2 separate regions of the Homo sapiens genome follow, and region 2 is linked to region 1. The links are chromatin loops, found by intact Hi-C in ENCODE. Cell type or tissue: Caco-2. All regions are shown on one strand.

Region 1 (2,500 bases):
GCAGGCTCATTTGCTTCAGAAGCATCAGGGATTGGTTAAAGTGCAGTTTCTCTGGACTTCTCTCTCTTTTCCCCATCCACTGCATCAGGACTGAGAGGACTGAGTCAGAGGAATCTTCACACTCAAGGTTGAGCTTTACTGCCCCAAAGCTTGTGTGGGTCTCCTTGCCAGGGAACTGAATTGCTACATGGATTGGATTGGATTGTGTTGAATTGAATGAAAGGGTAAGTCCTTGGAAAGGAGAATTGAATCTGAGTAACACTAATTAGCAAGAAGTCATCCCTGCCTATTTTCCCAGGAGAGCTGTAGTTTGGGATTTGGGCTGCCTTGGGAGAGGCATCAAAAGATTCACTTTACCACTTTCTTTACCAAGAGTCAGTTCATGTAAATCATGGTCGGCCAGTGCTTTCTCTGTTCAGTGAAGTTCAGATAAAGATCCCTAAGGAGCTTGGATGGTAAGAGTAGGAGGAGCACAGAACATCACCTAGAAATACTCTCTCTTTTTTTTTTTTGAGACAAAGTCTCGCCCTGTTGCCCAGGCTGGAGTGCAGTGATGCAATCATGGCTCACTGCAGCCTCGACCTCCGGGGTTCAGGTGATCCTCCCACCTCAGCCTCCTGAGTAGCTGGGACTATGGGCATGTGCCACCATGCTTGGCTAATTTTTGTATTTTTTTGTAGAGACAGGGTTTTGCCATGTTGCCCAGTATTGTCTTGAATTCCTGGCCTCAAGTGATCCTCCCGTCTTGGCCTCCCAAAGTGCTGGGATTACAGGTGTAAGCCACCATGTCCAGCTGCCTGGGAATACTCTCTAGGGAAAACTGCACATGCTTTCCTTAAGTAAGCTGTGGGGTCTGGAGGCCGCTAGGAATGAACAATAGTGAACATTTCATTGCATCAGTGGCTCTCAAAATGTGGACCAGGCTTTAACAGCATCAGCATCTCTTGGGAAATTGTTAGAAAAGCATCAGACATCCTGGGTGTGGGCCTCAGCAATCTGTGTTTTAACATCTCCTCCCCATAATTGTGATGTGTGCTTATGTTTGAGAACCACTGCTTTAGACCTTCATGTCCTCCTCATGTCTGATAGATGTCTGATAGACTTAAAAAAAATGGACACAGAGATGAGGGACAAAGTAGGGTCCAGGGCTCAGTGAGTCGATGGGTAAGCACTGTTTTCTGGGTTTGAGACATCCTTGGCAACACTGGGTGTCTAGTGTCTAGACCACCCCTACCCACATCCTTCGTGTGAAACATGGTGGACTGTTCCATGGGCTACATGAGCCAGGCCCTGAACCACCCCACATCTAGAGACCTTAGGAGAATCCTTCCTTGCTTTGGAGATTCTGAGGCTCCCTTTTGGATACAGTCTTCTGATGAGCAGCGTGTTGATTTATAAGTAATTGACTGAGCAGGACTCCAGCATTAGCTTGGGTCTTTCCAGGCTCAGAACAGAGCTGGGTATTCACTTGCCCGGCTGCAAGCAGACAGTAAACTCCCTACCCCTCTACCTTGCCTCCCCCAATATACATCTCATCAAGGGACCATCTGCACCTTCTGCATATTCCCACTGACATCATGCTCTCAATTCTATCCAACTGCAGACACATTAACTGTATAGCCTTGTTCAGTGGATCCTCATTTCCAGCAGCCCACTTCATTCTTTGATTTGAAAAGTGAATATTTTTCAACCTGTATAGCCTGCTATGTAATCATAACTTAAGCAACCGTTTTCCAACAGACGACTATGCCTTGACCCCTTCTTCTGGGAAACCTGGCATTTCCTGGTCCTGGGTCCTGATGCATCTTCCTTGTTCTACCCTAGTGGGAGGGTCTTACCCACATAAAACAATGGGAATGAGAGTTGGAGGATGGTGAGGTCAGCAACTGGGCTTTCCAAACTGAAAATTGGACCACATGAGGTAGCAAAGAAATTTTGTGACTTATGTATATTTTTATTGATCTGATTCTATTCATGCATTACTGTTCGCCAAAATATTGGAATTTCTGGGACATTTAGAGGGACAAGGAGGTAGAATAATATTTGTAAATCGGAGTGGCCCAGAATATATGGGAGATATACCTAGGTCTGCAGGTTAAAACCCAAATGTCTATAGGGCTAGGTAGGTACCTAAATTAGAAAAAGGCTAGTATAAGTTGGGGACAGGTGCAAACTGGGGGCCATATACCAAACCAAAAGGAGCACAGGTGGCTGCACTGCAGTGGATTGGTGTTAGAAGGAAATGGAGGCCCTGATTGGCCTGACCTTCTAATTTTCTAAGTGAAACTGAAAATCTTTTTTCTTTTTTTTTAAGAGATAGGGTTTTGATGTGTTGCCCAGGCTAGAGCGCAGTGGCTATTCACAGGCACGATCATGGTGCACTGCAGCCTCAAACTCCAGGGCTCAAGCGATCTTCTGCCTCAGCCTCCCAAGTAGCTGGGACTATAGGTGCATACCACTATGCCCGGCTCAATTTTTTTATTTTTATTTTTGGCAAGGT
Region 2 (2,500 bases), 170 kb before region 1:
GGAGTCAGTGCTCAGCTTCCAGCTGACCCTCATGGCCACCAAGAACTCACCTCTGGCTCTTGGCCCTGCCCTAGAAAGTCTCCCTCCTCCATCTACATTTTCCCCATTACCCGTGTAACCTCAGAACAGGTCCTTCTTTCCCTGCACCTGATCTGTAGGATAAGGATGCTGAACTATGCAATCCCTTGTAGGATACCAAGCAAAACTTCTCCAGCCAAATCTGTAGATTTTTTTTTTTTTTTATGAGAGGGTCTGACTCTGTCACCCAGGCTGGAGTGTGGTGGCATCAACATGGCTCACTGCAGCCTTGACCTCCTGGGCTCAAGCGACCCTTCTGCCTCAGCCAGCCTCCCAAGTAGCTGGAACCACAGACATACACCATCACACCTGACTACTTTTTTTCTTAGAGAGATGGAGTCTCACTATCCTGCCCAGGCTGGTCTCAAACTCCTGGGTTCAAGCAATCCTCCTGCCTCAGCCTCCCCAAGTGCTGGGATTATAGGCATGAGCCACTGCGCCCAGCCTGTAGAAGATAGTTTCTGAGCCCTCTTTGAGAATGTGAGCTCCATGTCACATCTGTCTGTTTTCCTAGCACTGTGCACACTCAGTGATACTTAACAGTATACAACTTAGTAAGTGAGAAGAATTCCTTGTACATACCAGGGTCTTCCTGGTAAGTTTTAACTATGACCTTCATTTCAAAATGGGGAGGCTGAGGCCCCAGAGAGTTTGCGATGGACTTGCCCAATATCACCCAGCGAGACGGAACACAGTTTCTTGACCTCAACCCTCTTTCTTCATGTTCTTGTATCTGTCAGTAGGACTTGAGGTCCATCCAGGCAACCTCCACCCATGACTCCAAATAAAACTTACACTGGATGGAGGCTTCTGGACTGGTGCTGGCTTGTCACTGGGGCATGCAGGGGCTGTGGGAGATGCTGTGACATTTGAGTCCTTTCCTGGAGAATCAAGAAAGCACAGATGAACTGACTGGGAAGGGGAGAAGCCCAGGTACCACCCTCTCAAGGACAGCCCTTGACAAAAGGGTTCTCAGACAGGATTCCCCACTCGAGTGTGGGAGAATGGGAGGTGGTCTCATCAGGGCCAGGTAGTCTGAGAAAATGGCCTGCCCTGGAGTGACGGGGCAGAGCCTGAGCAGAGAGACCATGCTCCCTGGGCTTACTGGGAAAATCCCAAGTTGGCTGCTGCTCCTTGCTGCCCTGAACAGGCCTCAATGATAAAGACAATGATTTACAATTTGAAAAGTCTTTATGTATCTATTATCCCAGCCATTCTCATAAAAGCCCCATATCCCCATTTTAAAGGTCAGGACACTGAGGCTTGGGAAGGTCATCAACTTGCCCACAGCCACATAGCCAGCAACTGCAAACTCAGGACTGAGACTTGGCCCTCCCTCCCTGACTTCCTGCAGTCCTTGCTGCAGGGAGCTCCTTGAAGGTAGCTTCATTTCTCACTCTGAGAGTGGACCTGGCACCAATCAGGAACTCAGGAACATTGCTGAATAGACAAGCAGAGGCTGGAAATGCCCACTGACTGCAGCACAGTGGACTCTGAGACCATCACTTTCCTCCATTTGTCCATTCAGCAAATGCAACCACCAGCCAATAGAAGGCTGTCACATTGGCCTGGGCCAGATACCATACAGTAGAGCTGCAGCAGGAGGCATCTGAGTCCAGCTGAGGTGCGGATCATTTCCATCCTGGTCCCAGACCTTACCCTGGACTTGGAGACATGCCAGAGTAATGCACACTCTGTACGCATGGTGATGCCTCTACCATACATGGGACTTCAACCCCGAGCCACAGTCACCCTGTCCTTTAATGGGCAGCACACGTAACCTTACATCTGAAATACGCTGCAGCAGGCTAACAGGCAAGCCCAGCTTCTTCCCTGGGCCTCAGCTTCCCTAATTGTAAAATGGACGCGCAGGGCACGACCAGGGAGCTTCCAACTCATATGCCAGCTCCAAGTGACAGGGAGTAGCTGCTTGGAGTGCGATGCCTGGCACACAGTAGCTGCTCATTAAATATTAAATATGCTGATAAAGACCCCAAGGCCACAGGACTGCAATGTAGTCAACTGTTGTATCTATTACTCATGTCTGCTGGGGCCTCAGGAGTGCTGAGTCACTGGCTATTTTTAACAAGATTGTTTTGAAGTCCCTTCCAAATCTGACCTTCTGGGGGATGTGGCAGCCAAAACATGAATGGAAGGGTAGCCTGTGACCTAAGGATAAACGAGAGAATGTGGGTTTTGGCATAAGAAGGGAGTTCACTGTGAAGGATTTGGGCAGTTTGGGGTACAGGGAGAGTCAGAGGTACCCAGACTCCTCTTATACCTGTGAGCTCAGCCAGGGGGTCGAAGGAGCCCAAGGAGGGAGAAGGTGGTGGGAGCAGCTCGTTGTCCTTCACTAGCTCCTCTGCCTTCTGCCGGAGCCTGGTCGCTTCCATCTGGGACTCTTCCAAAAGCTCCCCTAGAG

The links. A loop is a pair of places that touch in the nucleus more often than their neighbours do. Peaks named below come from ENCODE experiments on the same cell type or tissue, not always from the same donor. Only the 100,000 strongest peaks of a DNase experiment are listed, where the experiment ranks them.
Region 2: a loop joins it to region 1, with 5 times the contacts of the local background. A loop is called at or near these places in 33 of 110 quality-filtered maps.

The regions. Positions count from the first base shown.
Region 1 is chr5:151,231,484-151,233,983 of GRCh38, forward strand. No RefSeq gene overlaps it. Among named protein-coding and RNA genes, the nearest start is that of CCDC69, 8.6 kb to the left of the region's middle. In Caco-2, no CTCF peak of the experiment used is centred here; no DNase peak of the experiment used is centred here.
Region 2 is chr5:151,061,254-151,063,753 of GRCh38, forward strand. TNIP1 (TNFAIP3 interacting protein 1) reads right to left here. Exons shown (of 18, transcript NM_006058.5): 3 at 2,360-2,494; 4 at 874-959. Among named protein-coding and RNA genes, the nearest start is that of TNIP1, 19 kb to the right of the region's middle. In Caco-2, no CTCF peak of the experiment used is centred here; no DNase peak of the experiment used is centred here.